Linked DNA regions of Homo sapiens: region 2 is linked to region 1. Evidence: read pairs that join two places in POLR2A ChIA-PET (ENCODE). Cell type or tissue: A673. All regions are shown on one strand. Each heading gives the region's core, and the rest is flanking DNA. Links, peaks and the distances in the headings are about the cores only.

Region 1 (8,161 bases), core at 1,047-6,046:
TTTTCTTGTTCTCCTAAAAACCCAATTTGTCTTTCTTAAGAAAACGATTTGTTCTTCCCATAGGAAGAACTTCCCACTTCCTCCCCACCCCAACTTTAACTTTAATGAGCTAGTTACTTTAGTTACTTCTTTCGTTAGCTCATATGCATGTGAATAAACCTTTTTTCTCCTGTTAATCTGTATTTTATTATTTTAGTTTGCAGGCCCCAGCTCCTGAATCTAAAAGAGTCGTAGATTTTGCAAAAATCTTTGCATATGAAAAAATAAAAAATAAATTAAAAAAATAAAAGAGTGGTAGAAAAAGTTTTCTACCTCATGACAAAAAGATCCATAGAGATTTGAGACCTTCTTAGTGACTGAGCAAAGAGGAGCATCTAGCCTTTATAGGACTCATTGAGTCTGTGGAGTAAAACCAATCTGGTTTCTCTAGAAGATGCACTAATTTTCCTGTTGGAAAGACCTGGCGCCATGGGAAATACTCCCATGACTCCTCATCAGAAAGACCTTGTTGTATGCAGTGTGGAAGATGGTCCTAAACAATACCCCATAAAAGCTACCATAGGATTTTGCCCAGGGCTGCTTTTCATGATATTCCACAGTGGAGAACAATTGCCTACCCTTGGGCAACTGTTCAGCAAAAGTGAATCTGTGGGCATCCAACTTATTGGTCTAAGAGCACAGCTATTTCATGTCCTAGTTTCATCCAGTGATAAAATTCATAATATGTAGATGAATGAAGAAATAAGGTATTTTTATTCATTGCTCCATTAACTTGATTTTTCATAAATCAGGCTCTCATATTGACTAAAATGTGGAAAAGCTCATGGTGGTAGCCTTTGGCAGGACCTTGAGGTATAACTACTACAAGTGACTACAAGGGGTAAATTCTTGTGCTTTGCCAATTCTTGTGCTGCCTGGAGAGGGCAGGGCTAAATTTATCCTTTGAACATTAAGAGATTGAATTAAGACATGTGTCTGGAAGGGCCTTATGTGCCTGGGAGAACACATAAGCACTAAATCTGCATTTACAGGAGATGTGAAGTGAAAGAAGGGGGACGGGAACAAACCTTAGCCAACCTCACTACTGAAGATCTGTTTGGGGTTACAGTGAACCTAAGGGTAAAAATGGTATCTGGGGACTTAAGACTATGAGTTAAGCACTGTCCCACTGTCGTTCATAATGTAGAAAATGGTTGCATTGCTCTTTTTCTCATGCACCCAAAATATGAAGAAGCCAAACAGAAACTGATGCAAATTGATTTTGCTTGTGTCTTAGTCTGTTCTGTGCTGCTATAAAAGAATATTACAGACTGGGTAATTTATAAAAGAATATAAATTTATTTCTCACAGTTCTTGAGGCTGAGAAGTCCAAAATCAAGGTACCAACATCTGATGAGCTGCTCCTTGCTTTCACAATGGCGACTTGAATGCCATGTTCTCCTGTGGGGAATGCTGTGTCCTCACACGGCAGAAGATGGAAGGGTAAGAAGAGGGATCGGCTCCCTCTGTCAAGGCCTTTTTTAAGGGCATCTAATTCCATTCATGAGGGCAGAGCCCTTAAGACTCAATCACCTCCCAAAGGTCACATCTGCCAGTACATTGCTTTGAGGATTCAATTTCAACATGAATTTTGAAGGGAGACAAAAACATTCAAACCATAGCAGCTTGCTTGTTTTTTGTTTGTTTGTTTGTTTTGAAAGGGGAAGACAGTATGGAATCACTTGCCATATTCAAGCAATTAATCAAATATTGAGGACCCTCTATTTTTCTTAGGGATGGGAGGAGGTGAGAATAAATAACACTAGGACTCTGTGAAAGGTCAGGAGCTCATAATGTGGTATGGAAGAGTTAGACCCATGAGATCCCTGATACACCAAAAAAGAAAATACTGTGGAAATATGAAAGGAAAGGTGCTGATTGTGTAAATGGCATCTAGGAAAGTTCCTGAGAAGATAATAGATTTAAGCTGGACCATGGAGGAATGAGCATAACTTGGAAAGACAGTTTGGGATGAGTGAGTTGGCAATCAAAGGAGAAGGAATAGTTTGAGTGAGGTCAAGAAGCAGGGAGAGTGACAGAATACCTGAGAAACTACAAGCAGACCAACATAGGGCCTGAGTTAAATGGTGGTATTATTATCTTGAAGAACATTCTTTAGGAAGCAGGGAATAGAGAGGCTTGGAATAAGCCACAAGTGGCAAACACTGGCCTCCCTAGACAACTGTTCCTAATGTAGCAGGATTCTCAAAATCAAAGCCTTTAGGGTTGAAAGGGGTAAAGATCCTCTCTCCCCTCCCCAGCACGCTACACTTGAGCGCCCTCGCCCAGAAACCTGACCTGAAACCATTTAGCCCACATTCTCACTCCTTGCCAGCACACAACACTGCCTCCCTGCACCTTGACAGCCCTGCCCTCGGATGGTGCTTTCTTCCCCCAGGCTGAAATCTGTCTTTAAGTCCAGACTCATCAAGGCTCATTGCCCATCCACACAACAGTCTTCCAGACAGATGAGTACAGGCATCAGTTCCCTTCTAGCCAACCCCTGAATGTTCTATTTTCTGGATTAAATATGAGATTTCTTCAACAGTCCCCTAAGTGGTAAAATTTTAAATCCATTCTCCATTCTTCTTGTACTTTCTAATTTACTTATTTTTAAACTTTTATTCAAGCCAGGTGCAGTGGCTCATGCCCGTAATCTCATCACTTTGGGAGGGAAAGGTGGGAAGATCTGTTGAGACCAGGAGTTCAAGAGTAGCCTGGGCCACACATAGTGAGACCCCAACTCCAAAAAAAATTAAAATTAAAAAATCAGCCAGGCATAGTGGCATGGGCCTGAAGTCCCTCCCAGCTACTCAGGAGGCTGAGGCGGGAGGATTGCTCGAGCCCGGGAGTTCCAGGCTGCAGTGAGCTGCAATCACACCACTGTACTCCATCCTGGGAGACAGCAAGACCCAGTCTCTTAAAATTTTTTTTGTCTATATTTTACTTATTTGTGTATTAGAGACCTGGTTTTGCTATGTTGCCCAGGCCAGAGTGCAGATGCTATTCGCAGGCTCGATTATAGCTCACTACAGTCTTGAACTCCTGGTCTCAAGCCATCCTCCCACTTCAGCCTCCTATGTAGCTGGGACTATAGGCGAGTGTCATCGCACCCAGCTTCTTGTACATTCTTGTTCTCCTCTGAATATGTTCATTTATTTCTCCTAAAGTGAAGCTTTACTGTTTGACACTCTGCCTTCCTCCTGCATGCTACTTTGCACTCCTTTAAGCACTGGGAATACAGCAGTGAAGAAAATAGATATGGCTATTGTTAATATGAGGGGTGGGAGTAGGTGGGGTGGAGGCAGGAGCGAACTAAGATTTGCTGATCATTTACTAAATACCAGACAGTATATACAGTATGCAAATAGCTGTATATATGTTATGTCTTATTCTTACAAGGATGGGATAATTATACCCATTTTGCAGATCAGTAAACTGAGGGTGAGGGAGATAAAATGGCTGGGCCAGTAAGTGGTGGAGCTGCGACTTGAACCCATCTCTGTTTGATCCAAGACAGGCTGACAGTCATGTCAGAAGACAGCATTATGTCTTAAACATCTTTCCCCGCATTTAGCATGGTGTCTTGCATATAGTAGATGCTCAGTTTTAGAACACATTTTTAGGCCTGCCCTCTAAAGAGAGTGGTGACTCACTGTTATAAGCAAAGCCCCATTCCAACTGCATTTCCTCTCTCTTTCTCCTGCTCTCTTCCTCTTTCTCCCTCTGTCTCCCTCCCTCCCTCTGCTTCAAAACCACAAACTTTTCCACACGAATGATCTTTCACTTTTCTTGGTATGCTGCTGGGCCTCGATACTCTCAGCCTTCTGACAACCTATTAAATTATTATGTTCTGCCTTCACATGTTTTATGAGCTCTTTTCCAATGACCCAGCTCAAGAGATAATGGGAGGGTGGATATAGTTATGTTCATCCAGGACTGACGGTTGGGTCTGCTAGTCTTCAGTAATTTTCAACTGTAAGAAAAACAGAAACTCAACGGAACCCTTTTTTTTTTCTCCGATTTACATGGCCTCAAACAACTCTATTTCCCTCAGCCAGGCTAGAGTCCTAAGCTGCATAATTGCCTCCAGGCTGCTCTGACCTGGAGCCCCTTGTTGCTGGTGGCAAGAGAGTCAAGAAGAGCCCAGTCTGCTTCTCACTACACATCCACCTCATCGCCTGCCTCATCTTGCCTCTCACTTGAGTCTTGGTCAATGACAAAGTGGTAAAAGATATCAATTCTGAGTGTCACTTTCCTCTCAAGGCTCTCAGACTTGGTTTATCTCTAAAGAACATTTTTTACCTTAAGTGCCAGCACATTGTCTTTGACAATTCTATGAACTTTTCCCCTAAATTGAGGGTTTTCTTACTTTAGAAAGGAGAGAAGAAGGAAGGAAAGGAAGGAAGTGAGAGGGAAGAAGGGCAAGAGAACTAACATTTGCTGAACACCTAAGCTTCTTACGTGCGTAAGATCATTTAAATCCCCACAAAAATTCACGTTCCCAGGATAAATACAAATGAAAGAAATGGCAGTGCTGCACAAAGTCATGATACCGGATGGAGAGATGAGGGGTTATATTTTGGAGATGTTTATTGAATTTTCAGGGCTTTTGGGCCATAAGTGGAGATGCTCATTAGATAATTGGAAATAAAGAATAGGAGTTTGGAATATAGATCTGGGCTGGAGACATAGAGATCAGCAGCATAAAGCCTGTGTCATCGTCTTCTGAAACAGCTTAAACCAAGCGGAGGAAACTTCTTCCCATTTCCACTCAACCTCCCTATCACCCACAATTCCCTAAGTTGCTGAATTTTCTTTCTTTCTTTCTTTCTTTCTTTCTTTCTTTTTTTTTTTTTTTCTGAGATGGAGTTTCCCTCTTGTTGCCCAGGCTGGAGTGCAATGGCGCGATCTCCGCTCACTACAACCTCCGCCTCCCGGGTTCAAGCGATTCTCCTGCCTCAGCCTCCTGATTAGCTGGCTTTACAAGCATGGGCCACCATGCCCAGCTAATTTTTTTGTATTTTTAATAGAGACGGGGTTTCTCCATGTTGGTCAGGCTGGTCTTGAACTCCCAACCTCAGGTGATCTGCCTGCCTCGGCCTCCCAAAGTGTTGGGTTTACAGGCATGAGCCACCGCATCTGGCCAGTTGCTGAATTTTCAAAACCCCGGGGACTGTGACCTGGCTATCCTATATGGATCTTGCTCACAATGTTAAGGGTAGGGGAGGCAGCCTAGGGAAACAGGCAGGAAGAGCTTAAGTGGAAGAGGCAATGAAATGAAAGGAAGAAATGAAAGGTCAACATCATGGAAAACCCTCATTGGAAGTGTCCATGCAGGGCATTCTCAAAACTTGAGGCAGCAAGTCCCCTTGTTTGTAGCATGAAAGGGAACAAGAAGGTTGTCGCAGCTGGGGGTGATGCCTGACATTCTTCTGTTCTCTTGTCCAGCCAGTACTTAGTATGACTTTGTGGTGACTGCCCAAACCTCTTCAGTACAGCACTGCTCAAATCCTCTTTGAGTTTATTACCACACTGTTCATATGAGGGGGAAACAGAAAAGAAATAGAAAAAAGAAATAAAATGAGCACTTAATCAACAGGTGATTGCTTGCGTAAATTATTGTAAACTTGCTCCAGTGATATACTGGCTCCCTGAAAAAACTGAAGACCCTGATTTATAGTGTTTTCATTATATAAAAACTGAAAAGCAAAAAGAAGGTGAAGGATCTAAAGCTGAAGAATATAATGCCAGGAAAGGATGGTTTAATAATTTTAGAAAGACAGTTGGCTTTAAAATGCCAAGAAAACAAGAGAAGCAGCTTCTGCCTGCCAAGAGGCAGCAGACGAGTTTCCAGACCCTGTTAAGAACATCACTGAGGGCCGGGCACGGTGGCTCATGCGTGTAATCCCAGCACTTTGGGAGGCCAAGGCGGGAGGATTACCTGAGGTCAGGAGTTCGAGACCAGCCTGGCCAGCATTGTAAAACCCCGCCTCTACTAAAAATACAAAAATTAGCTGGGCATGGTGGCAGGCGCCTGTAATCCCAGCTACTTGGAAGGCGGAGGCAGGAGAATTGCTTGATCCTGGGAGATGGAGGTTGCAGTGAGCTGAGATGACGCCACTGGACTCCAGTCTGGGCAACAGAGTAAGACTCCATCTCAAAAAAACAAAAACAAAACCCCCCCACACACTTTTAAATGGACTATAACATTATTAAAAATACATTTGTAGATATGGGGCTGGGCATGATTGCTCATGCCTGTAATTCCAGTACTTTGGGAAGCCGAGGCAGGTGGATCACCTGAGGTCAGGAGTTGGGAGACCAGCCTGGCCAACATGGCGAAACCCATCTGTACTAAAAATACAAAACTTAGCTGGGCATGGTGGTAGATGCCTGTAGTCCCAGCTACTTGGAAGGCTGATGCAGGAGAATCACTTGAACGGTGGGGCGGAGGTTGCAGTGAGGCGAGGTCATGCCACTTCACTCCAACCTGGGAAAAAGAGTGAAACTCCACCTCAAAAAAAAAAAAAAAAAAGAATCCGTAAATATGAAAAATCAATCTGCATAGTCACAACATCACTAAATTCCAGAACTGAATTTTTGAGAACAAATCACTTAGTTGCCTTAGGTACAACATGAGTGAGAGAATGCAGCCGCAATAAAATTTTTCCCCTGACCTTAGGACATTCTCTCAGGGTCAGAAACACAGATCTCCTAAGGCCTTTGGGCTTCCCTGTGGATCCAGAATTCCCACACAAAATGTAGTCAGTGTACCTCTGGACGAGCTATACTTGGGGTTTAACCAGTGAATTAACTTTGAAGAATGCCTCAACGTGAGTTAAAAATACATTCAGAACCTGTATGTTTTTCTAACATGATAGAGCATCTTATCCTTGCTGTTCTAAAAAATATATTAAAATACCAAAAGTGCATGAATTGCTGGAGGGAAAGGCAGAGTTGAGTTTGATTTTCCGCCTTGCCAACTCTAACCTCACCATCCTCCCTGGGGTCTGGGGAGTCCTTTCTCTCTGTCCTTTCTTAGGGAGTAGTTAGTGCAGCTGTGACATCATGCCACCTCCCAGATCGTGGAGAAACAACTGGGATGGTAAGATCTTCATGCACTGTGGCAATTTGGGGTAGGTTGAGGAAAACAGATTGTGTATGTATGTGCATGTATGTGCAGGGGTGTGTGTGTGTGTGTGTGTGTGTGTAGAGAGACAAAAAACAAGTGTATATGTGCACATGGGTGTGTGTGCCTGTGAGAGTATTTTATGATGTCTACTTTGAACCCAGACTAGCCTGTGTACACTTGCCCTGATATATAGACAGAAACATGCAGAATTCAATTTTTTAAAAAATGACTTATGGGTAAGATATAGTGCTGGGAACTTTAGAAGGATAACATGGGATTTCTTCTTTCAAGAGGGAAAAATACAGTCTACTATATGACGAAAGCACAAATAAACTTTTATAAAAGACAGAATTTATGTGTTAATATGTGTATCGTATCTGAACCAATGAGATCCCATTTCTGGACTGCATAAAGAAAGTTAAAATGAAAACCAAAATGTTGATGACCTCACTTCAAAATGAATAATTTATTCAATAGATGTCTTGGTTTAAAAATAATGACCAAGCATTTTATCTCCTCTTTCTAATAAGTAATGTGAGAAAGATTTTTTAAAATTACATGTCTAAACCCAGAACTGAAATAAGTTTGAATTGACTAAGACTGCATTTCTTATTTTGGAGAATAGGGGTAGGAAACACAAATTACGTTGAATTATGGTAAAGCAAAAGTAAATATATTTTTGCATGCCTGAGTGTGTGGCCTGAGAATTATTTACCATATAGAGTGCAGGAATTGTGTTTAAATAGATATTAATTTTATATATGTATAGTATATACACACACATACACACACAACACTGAAGAAAAAGATTTTGGTGGTTTAAAACATAGGCAAAATTATGCAAGTTTTCAAACTAGGAAATGACGCAGTGGTTTTCAAACTAGGATAAGTATTGGTATTAACTGGAGAGCTTTATAAAATATTGATGCCTGGGTCTTATCCCCAAAGATTCTGATTTACAGTTGACCCCCTCCCTCCCCTGTGCAG
Region 2 (8,161 bases), core at 1,544-6,543, 780 kb before region 1:
TTTATATCTTTTTATATTGTCTATCTCCTAATGGGGGTCAATCATTGGAGGGTTCAATTCAGCCATTTTGCTCTGCCTCCTCTTATGTACTGTCAAATTCTTGCTCAGGTTTTTCACATATGATATTCAGCACTCACTAGGAAATAACTAGATGTACAAGAAAACCAAGAGAAAAATCAGAAATAGAAACAAACCTGTTGGAGATCCAGATAGTGGATTGATCAACCATGCATTTTAACTAATCATTAATCATATATTCAAAGAATTATGATTATATGGAGATTTTTTACGTAGAACTGACTGAAAACTGCACCAAAATAATCAAATAGAAATTCTTGAGCTGAAAACATTTAGTCACAGTTGATTTCAGCTAACGTTGATTGAGGGCCTACCATATGCTGGAATGTATGTGCAGTGGCAGAAAGCCACAGATGACATGGTCCCTTCATCAAGGAGCTTGTTGTTTAGTGGAAAAAATAAACATGGAAGAAGGCAGTGAGAGGGAATAATCAGCTAAATGGTAAAAGGAGAGTGTTTCAGACAGTAGTGAACTCTGTTAAATGCTGCTGCAGAGAAGCCAGTGCAGTCTGGGAGAAATACAACTTACTGGATTTAATGAAAATATTGGGGATCCAGCAGGAATGATTTTAGTGGAGAAGTGGGAGGCAGATGGCTGTGGTGAAGAGTGAATGGGAGGTAAGGAAATGAAGATGATTAGACAATTTCTTCACAATTTTTTTTCCCTTTTCATAAACTCTCTCTTCCTGATAACCAGAAGAGAGAGGAACAAGCTGGGTGACAACTGGAAGGAAAATACAGGCCCAAAAGCACAAAAAAAGCACTGTCTGGGAGGGTGGGAAGCACTTTCTGGGGGAGGCGTGGCCTGTTGGGGGCATTGGGGCCTTGATTAACTATGATGCAGGGTAGGCTAGGTTACAGGGGACTTTGAAAACTAACCAGATGGATGGGCTAAATGCTGGGGACAGCGGGAGCCATTGCAGGTACCTGAGCAGGGTGAACTTGGCGGTTCCAAGAGTTAAGCCTCAGTAATGGTGTACAGGAGAGAATAGAGGCAGGGAGAGCCACTTGGTAAGCACAGAGTGAGGGTTCTAATTAGGGAACAGAAAGGAAAAGAAGCAGTTTTGTCCAAGAAGGCAAAGAGCAAACAAAAAGCAATACTCTTATGTCTTATTGCTGATTAGAAGATCACGCAAAAGGATAGTCGAAAGTGACATCAAGGGCCTAGACCAGGGTCAGCAAACTTCTGCAGAGGGCCAGATCATAAAGTTTTTTTGTCATTGCAGATCACATGGTCACTGTCGCAGCTACTTAGTTCTGCAGAGTAGACATGATTGCTTGTGGCCAGATTTGGCTCAGGGGCAGCAGTTTGCTGATCCTTGGTCTAGAGTGACAGCAGTTGAGATCTAGGGTGACAGCAGTGGAGGTGGGAAGTGCATCTTTTCTAAGACTCAGGGCATCTTTTCTAAGATACGGAAGTAACAAGATGTGCTGATTGGACATGGGAAGATGAGAGAAAGATCAGGATTAAGGACATGACCAAGGTTTCAGGCACCGGATGGAATGACACCTTCATGACACTTGAAGAAGCCTGGTGAAGAAGCAGATTTTGGAGGAAAATCAAAGAGTTCTGCTTGAACATGTTGAATCAGGTGCTGTGGTCCAGATGATGTGTCAGGTGGGCAGTGAGATATGGTATCTGGAGATTGCAGGCTAGAATAGAGCTATAGATATGGCAGATTGTCAGAAAATAGATAGTGTTTAAAGCTATAGGAGTGGATGGTGTTTCTTAGGGGGTGATTATATGTAGACAGGGGCAAGGTCTGAGGGCTGCTCCAACATGGAGAGAGGGTGGGGTAGGACCAGTCAACAGAGGAGACACAGAGAGGTGGGGTGATGAGGAAAGTTAAACAGTGTGCTGTATGCTTGAAAGGCAGGGTATCTTGTAAAGAAAGATGGTGTCAATGTGATAACCTGTGTCAGATGCTGCCAAGAGTGCGAGTAAGGTGAGGACTGAGACTTAGGCTAACTCTACATTTGGGTGGTATCATGGGCTGAATTGTGTCCCCCAAAAGATATGTCGAAGTTTTAACCCAGTGTGCCCTAAACTGTGACACCTTATTTGGAAATATAATTATAGCAGATGTAATTAGTTAAGATGGGGTCTTACTGCAGTAGGGTGGGCCTTTAACTCAGTATGACTGCTATCCTCATAAGAAGAGGGGAATTTGGACACAGACATGCTCAGAGGGAAGACAACATGAAGACACTCAGGGAGAAAACAGCCGCATGCCCACAGGGGGCTGGATTGGAGTTATGCAGCCAAGCCAAGGAATGCTGGGGCGACTGGAAGCTGGAAGACGCTGGGAGGATCCTGCCATGGAGACTCGGGAGGGAGCATGGCCCTGCTAGCACCTTGATTTTGAACTCCTCACCTCTAAAACCATGAAAGAAAAAATTTCTGTGGTTTTAAGCCATCAAATTTGTGGGATTTGGTTGGTAATGCCAGGAGTTAGAGAGAAATGAAGATTCAGCCTAATTGGAGAAATAAAACCTATACCAGATAGGAATATTAGTGCATGGCTTTCTTAGGCCAGATTCAGTAATCGCAGCTGCTTTATTTCTACGTTGATCTCTTTTTCAAGTTTTTCTTTTTCTTTTTTGATAAAATATACATAACATAAAATTTACCTTTCTCTTTGTAGGTATATAGCCCAGTGGCATTAAGTACATTTACATTGTTGCGAAACCATCGCCATTACCCATCTCCTGAATTTTTCATCTTCCCAAACTGAGACCTGCATCCATTAAGCAGTAATTTTCCATTTCCCCATCCCCCCAGCCCCTGGCAACCTCCATTCTGTTTTCTGTCTCTCTGCATTTGTCTATTCTAGATACCTCATATAAGTGAAACCATACAATATTTGTCCTTTTGTGTCTGGCTTATCTCACTGAAGAAAATGTTTTCACAGTTCATTAATGTGGTGACATACATCAGAATCTCCTTCCTTTTTAAGACTGAATAACATCCCATTGTAAATTTGTACGAGATTTTGTTTATCCGTTCATCAGCGCATACTTGGGTTGCTTGCCCTTATTGGCTATTGTGAATATTGCTGCTGTGAACATCTGTTCGAGTCCTCACTTTGTTTCTTTTGGATACATACCCCAAAGTGGAATTGCTGGATTCTCTTTCAAAGATGAAAAGGTTTTCTTGTGGCTTCTCCACACTGAGCAGACTCGGGACTGTTAAGCTGTTAGGGTCCTCTCATTCAGGCTCCGAGGGCCAGAGTGATCAGTGCCTTTTCTGAGGTCGCACAGCCAGATGGCAGGTGAGCCCACATCCTTCTTCAGATTTCAGACATGTTTCCCATGTGAGAAGGTCCAGTTCTAACTTCTGTGGCTTGAGAATTCTGGACTGTAGCCTGTAGGTGATGGTCACCTGCTGATGAGCTGCAGTTCAACACAAGGAGAGTCTTTCTGGCACAATTGCTGTCCAGCAGGGGAGCCCACTGTTGACCCAGGAGTTCCTTAGTTCAGCGTGCTCATGGACTTGCGTAATTTCTTCCCATGCCTGTATTTCTTACCTTGCTACTGTTTCTTCATAGAAAACTCAGTTCCTTAGCTGTTCTGGATACTGGCTATGCCTTCCCCATGCCCTCCTCATTGCTGTCATTCTCCCAGTCACCCCTCATTCATTCAGGACTCAGTCATGCTCATCCTCCTTCACCACCCCAAGGTGACTTCTGTGTCCTCCTGGATGGCACATCTAGCCTCAGTCTCTGTCTCATCTGCAAGAACTTTTACCTCCTTTCCATTTCCATCTCCATCATGAGTTCCTGTGGCCACCTCATTCTGAACTTGCTGTCACTTGAAACTAACTTCAGGCATCCCACTCCCTGTCTCTGCCTCCTGCCCTCCAAGGCCTTCCCCAAGCACTTTCAAATAAAATGGAAGCTTGACATGAAAATATCTTGCCATAATTCTGCTTTATTAATTCTTTATCTCTTAAGACTGTAAGCTTTATGCAGGCAGAGACCATGACCATGTCTTGTTTATCCATGTACCCCTGAGACAATGCGTAGTCCATAGTGGGTGCTTGAAGACTATATGCGGAAGGGAAGAGGGCAGTGAGGTAGTTGTGTGTCCTGTTCAGAACCAGACTTGGTTCTCCAGGAGCATCCTGACAAAGGATGGGGGATTAGAGGCACAGGGTTTATTCAGCACTTCTCAATTTAATTCTGATGCTGAAGTTAGGAGAGCTCAGTTACCCCAAAGAAGTTATTCAGTGTAATATTTAAGTCAGCACTGGTATGACACTGGTATGATCAATGGTGTCATTTTTCTCCAACCGACTTTGATTTCTCCCTGTCTTCCTCCTCCCTTTCTCTCCCACTCCATGCACTACTGATGACCTCTAAGGACACACTGTGAGGCCTTTGCTGGAGATGTGGGTACAGTCTCGGGGGGTGGGGGGCACCCAGTAGGTGGCGCTCTAACACTGCTTGAGAACTGGCTTTTTTTTTTCCTTTGAGTGTTCTGTTCCCTTTGTTCAAGTTTAGAATGCGGGAGGCAACTATTAGTAAGATTTCTCTCTGAAACAGGAAAGTCCGTTTTTGACTGAAAAAAACAATAAGAAAAACAAGAACAAAATTAGGAGAGTGGGCAAATCTTTATTTCTCTTAAGTAGACTCATAGAAACTTGGTTGGAGGAATCCTCTGAGGCTTTCAGACCAGAGGCTTCCAAACCTTAGCATTGCCAGAGTGGCCTTGTGAAAATTCAGGCTCCCGAGGCCATCTAGGCCATTAGGTTGGAGCTTCTGTGGTTAAGGTCAGGAATGTGGTTTTTATCGGCTTCCCAGGAGATTCTGATGTGAGCCCATCTTGCCGTACAATGTGGGCACCACCCATCTACACCATTTCTCAAATTCTCTGTGCATGCAGATCACCTGGGGATTTTGTTGAACTTTAGGCTCTGATTCAGCAGGTCTGATAGGGACCTGCAATTCTGCATTTATAACAGACTGCCAGGTGATAACTGAGGTTTGTGGTCTATGGACCACACCACTCTTTGAGAAGCAAGAATCCAGAGCCAGGGTTGGCAGACTAGGACACACATGCTTGAGCCAAATCAGTCCATACCTGTTTTTGTAAATAAAATTTTATTGGAACACAACTGTGCCCCATTTGTTCACACATTATCTGTGGCTGCTTTTGCACTATAATGGCAGAGTTGAGCAGCTGCAACAGAGACCATGTAGCTCTCAAACCTGTAATATTTACTCTCTGGCCCTTTACAAGAAAACCCTATGGACCCTTAATCTGGAATACTCAAGCTCTCCCAGATGATCACAAACTGTATTGAAAGGGAGCTCCTTGCCTCATAGGACAATTCATTGCATTTCATAGATCCGTGGGAAGGCTGCTCCTTGTCACTTGGTTCTACTTATCTTGGTAGGCATCTTTTCCTCCTTCTGTGAACAGATACTTTGCTCGCTGTCTTCTCCAGGGCTCTCCCCATGATGGGTTCCCTCCAGCTGCACTCCAGAATGTCACCCAGTGCAAACCACAGCACCTTTGGTGCTGAATAGAAGCCATGCCATCTGTATTTTCTGCCTTCTGTAAGCTTCTCAGGGAGTGCACATTAGCTTTCTGGGGTAGCTGTTCACTCTTGACTCCCGCTGTCTAGGATTGTCTGTAAGTGCGGTATTACCTGAACAGCATATAGCCAGAACAGACATCCTTCATGCATCTTTTTACTCCACTTCCCCAGTGCAGGATGTTCTTGGTTTACCTACTTCCTACTTTCTGACTGCTTTTCTCCATTTCTTCCAAGATTCTCTTTTTGCCTGACCCTTAAATGTTATAGGGTCTCAGGCCTGTTCGTGGTCTTCTGGTCTTCTCCTTCTGCCCATTCTCCTTGGATGATCTTAACCATACAGTTGGCTTTGACCACATATGTGCTGCCAAATCCTGAATTGTACAGCTAGATTCTTTTCCTTTATTTTCAGTTATCTACTACAGACCAGGGCGTTTTGACTGCAGGTATCTCATGTTCAAAATTTCTCATCTTCTCAGGTCTGCCTCCCACCTCACTCCCGTCTGCTCTGAATCTGGGACTCTTCATTTATTTCACCTGAAGGTTCCACCCCGTCATGCCCTTGCATGAGCTACACACCCGGCGTGATCCTCAGTTCTTCTCCTTTTCCGTCCCCCTCTTCTGTGTGGACACTGAAGTGTATGTCTCCCCCATCTGTTGCTCTCAGATCTGTCTTCTCTTCCTGCCTCTCTGCCACAGTGACCTCCTGCCTGGTCTCTCTCCTTCCCATGTGTTTCTTCTTTGCCTCTGTAGTGGTTTTCTGGAATATATTTGATTTTGCCCTCTACCAGTGGTACCCCATTGTGTATGGTGTGGGAATTTGTGGCCCTCTTAATTCAGTCTCTGCTTACACTTTTTGTGAGTTTCCTAGATCTGCTATAACAAATTACAACAGAAATGTATTTCCTCCTAGTTTTGGAGGCCAGAAGTCCACAATCAAGGTGTTGCCAGAATTGGCTCCTTTTGGTGCTTTCAGGGAGAGTCTGTGATGTGCTTTCTTCTAGTTCCTGGTGGCTGCTGGCAGTCCTCTGTGTTCCTAGGGTGGTAGATGCATCACTCCAGTCTCTACCTCTGTCATCACAGGCTTCTTCCTGTGTGTCTCTGTGTCTTCATTTGGCCTTCTGATAAGGACACAAGTCATTGGATTAGGACCCACCCTAATTTATCATGACCTTATCTTAATTTAACTAATTATATTTGCAAAGACCTATTTCCAAACAGTATCACACTCTGAGGTTCCAGGTGGTCATTAGTTAGGGTTGGGGGGCAGTATTCAAGCCAGCACACCCTTCCAGCCTCTGCTCTGTCTACTTCCTCACTCACAGGCTTGTTCATTTACCTTGGTGCTCTGGATGAGTGAGAATTCAACAGACAAACACGGAGGAAAGGATTCCAAGCAGAGGAAAGAGGATTCCAAAGGGCCACAGAGGTGACATTTGTGCTGAGTCTTAACATAAGGCTTTGTTTTATTTTATTGCCGCACTGTACTTTAAGACATAGTTCAGGTGTTACCTCTTTTATGAAGCTTCCCTGACCACCTCCCCAGGGACTTTTCTGTTCCCTCAGTGCTTAGTACCTACATGTTTTGATGATTTAATTATCAGCTTGTGTTCCCATCTGTCCTGTGTAATCTTGGGGCAGACTCTGTGCCTAGTCTGTGGGGGCCGTGCATCCAGCCCACTGCCTAGCACATAGCAGGTCCCCAGGAGATGTTTTTGAGTGAATTTACCCATCTGCACTTAATCCCCTAAGATGAGGTCACATGCATTTTAGGGGAGGAGTTGTTCAGTCCGAATTGGATGGTTCTTTGCCTTCGATGAGGTAGAGAGGATTTGAATATGGAGGGAAGTTGTACTGCTCACCCTCTAGGTTCCTTCCATCTGGAGGTTTCTGTTGTTTTAACTATAACCCATTCCAGAAACAGCACACATTTTTAAGGCAGATAGACTGAAAATTGTAGTTGGACAGCTGCTTGGTCCCACAATGATTTGAGAAGTTTCCCTATTCTTGGAAGAGCTCAATACTCACTCGAACATCATGCAGAATAGTGCCATCATGGCTTCAAGAGATGCTGAGCATCCCAGGCCTAATGTGGAGTTGACACAGCTTATGAACAAAGCTGTTTCCATCTGCAGATGCACCCTCAAAGCCCTGCAGCTTTTCCATATTTCTTATTTGAAATTAAAGACTGTAATTTTGTGTTATTTTGGATTCTTATTTCCTGTTTTACTACATTTTTATAGAATCACTGAAAGTTGCCTTTTTATTTTGGTGGGAAAAAAATAAAAAGAGGTTTTAGTGTGGAGAAAACCAAGAGATGTGGCATTAAATGATGTTATTATAGTGGTGATCAAGGTACAAGGCTATTTTAGGGAAATTTACACCCTATATGTAATTTGTTTTTCTAATTACAATGAGCTGTGCTGAACTATTCATTGTACCACTTATTGTACCAAATTATTGTACCACTTGGGCATGTTTAAAAATACCACAGACTGTAAATAGTCACTTTTTAATTCAAGGGAACAGTTCGAAGTGAAATGC

The links. Peaks named below come from ENCODE experiments on the same cell type or tissue, not always from the same donor. Only the 100,000 strongest peaks of a DNase experiment are listed, where the experiment ranks them.
Region 2: POLR2A ChIA-PET joins it to region 1 with 6 read pairs; 1 of 35 experiments calls an interaction of 5 or more read pairs at or near these places.

The regions. Positions count from the first base shown.
Region 1 is chr11:94,944,644-94,952,804 of GRCh38, forward strand. No RefSeq gene overlaps it. Among named protein-coding and RNA genes, the nearest start is that of CWC15, 25 kb to the right of the region's middle. In A673, for the core only: no CTCF peak of the experiment used is centred there; a DNase peak (open chromatin) is centred at 3,788.
Region 2 is chr11:94,167,372-94,175,532 of GRCh38, forward strand. All of the region lies in intron 2 of PANX1 (pannexin 1), which reads left to right. Among named protein-coding and RNA genes, the nearest start is that of PANX1, 43 kb to the left of the region's middle. In A673, for the core only: a CTCF peak has its summit at 4,501 (motif pointing right); a DNase peak (open chromatin) is centred at 4,510.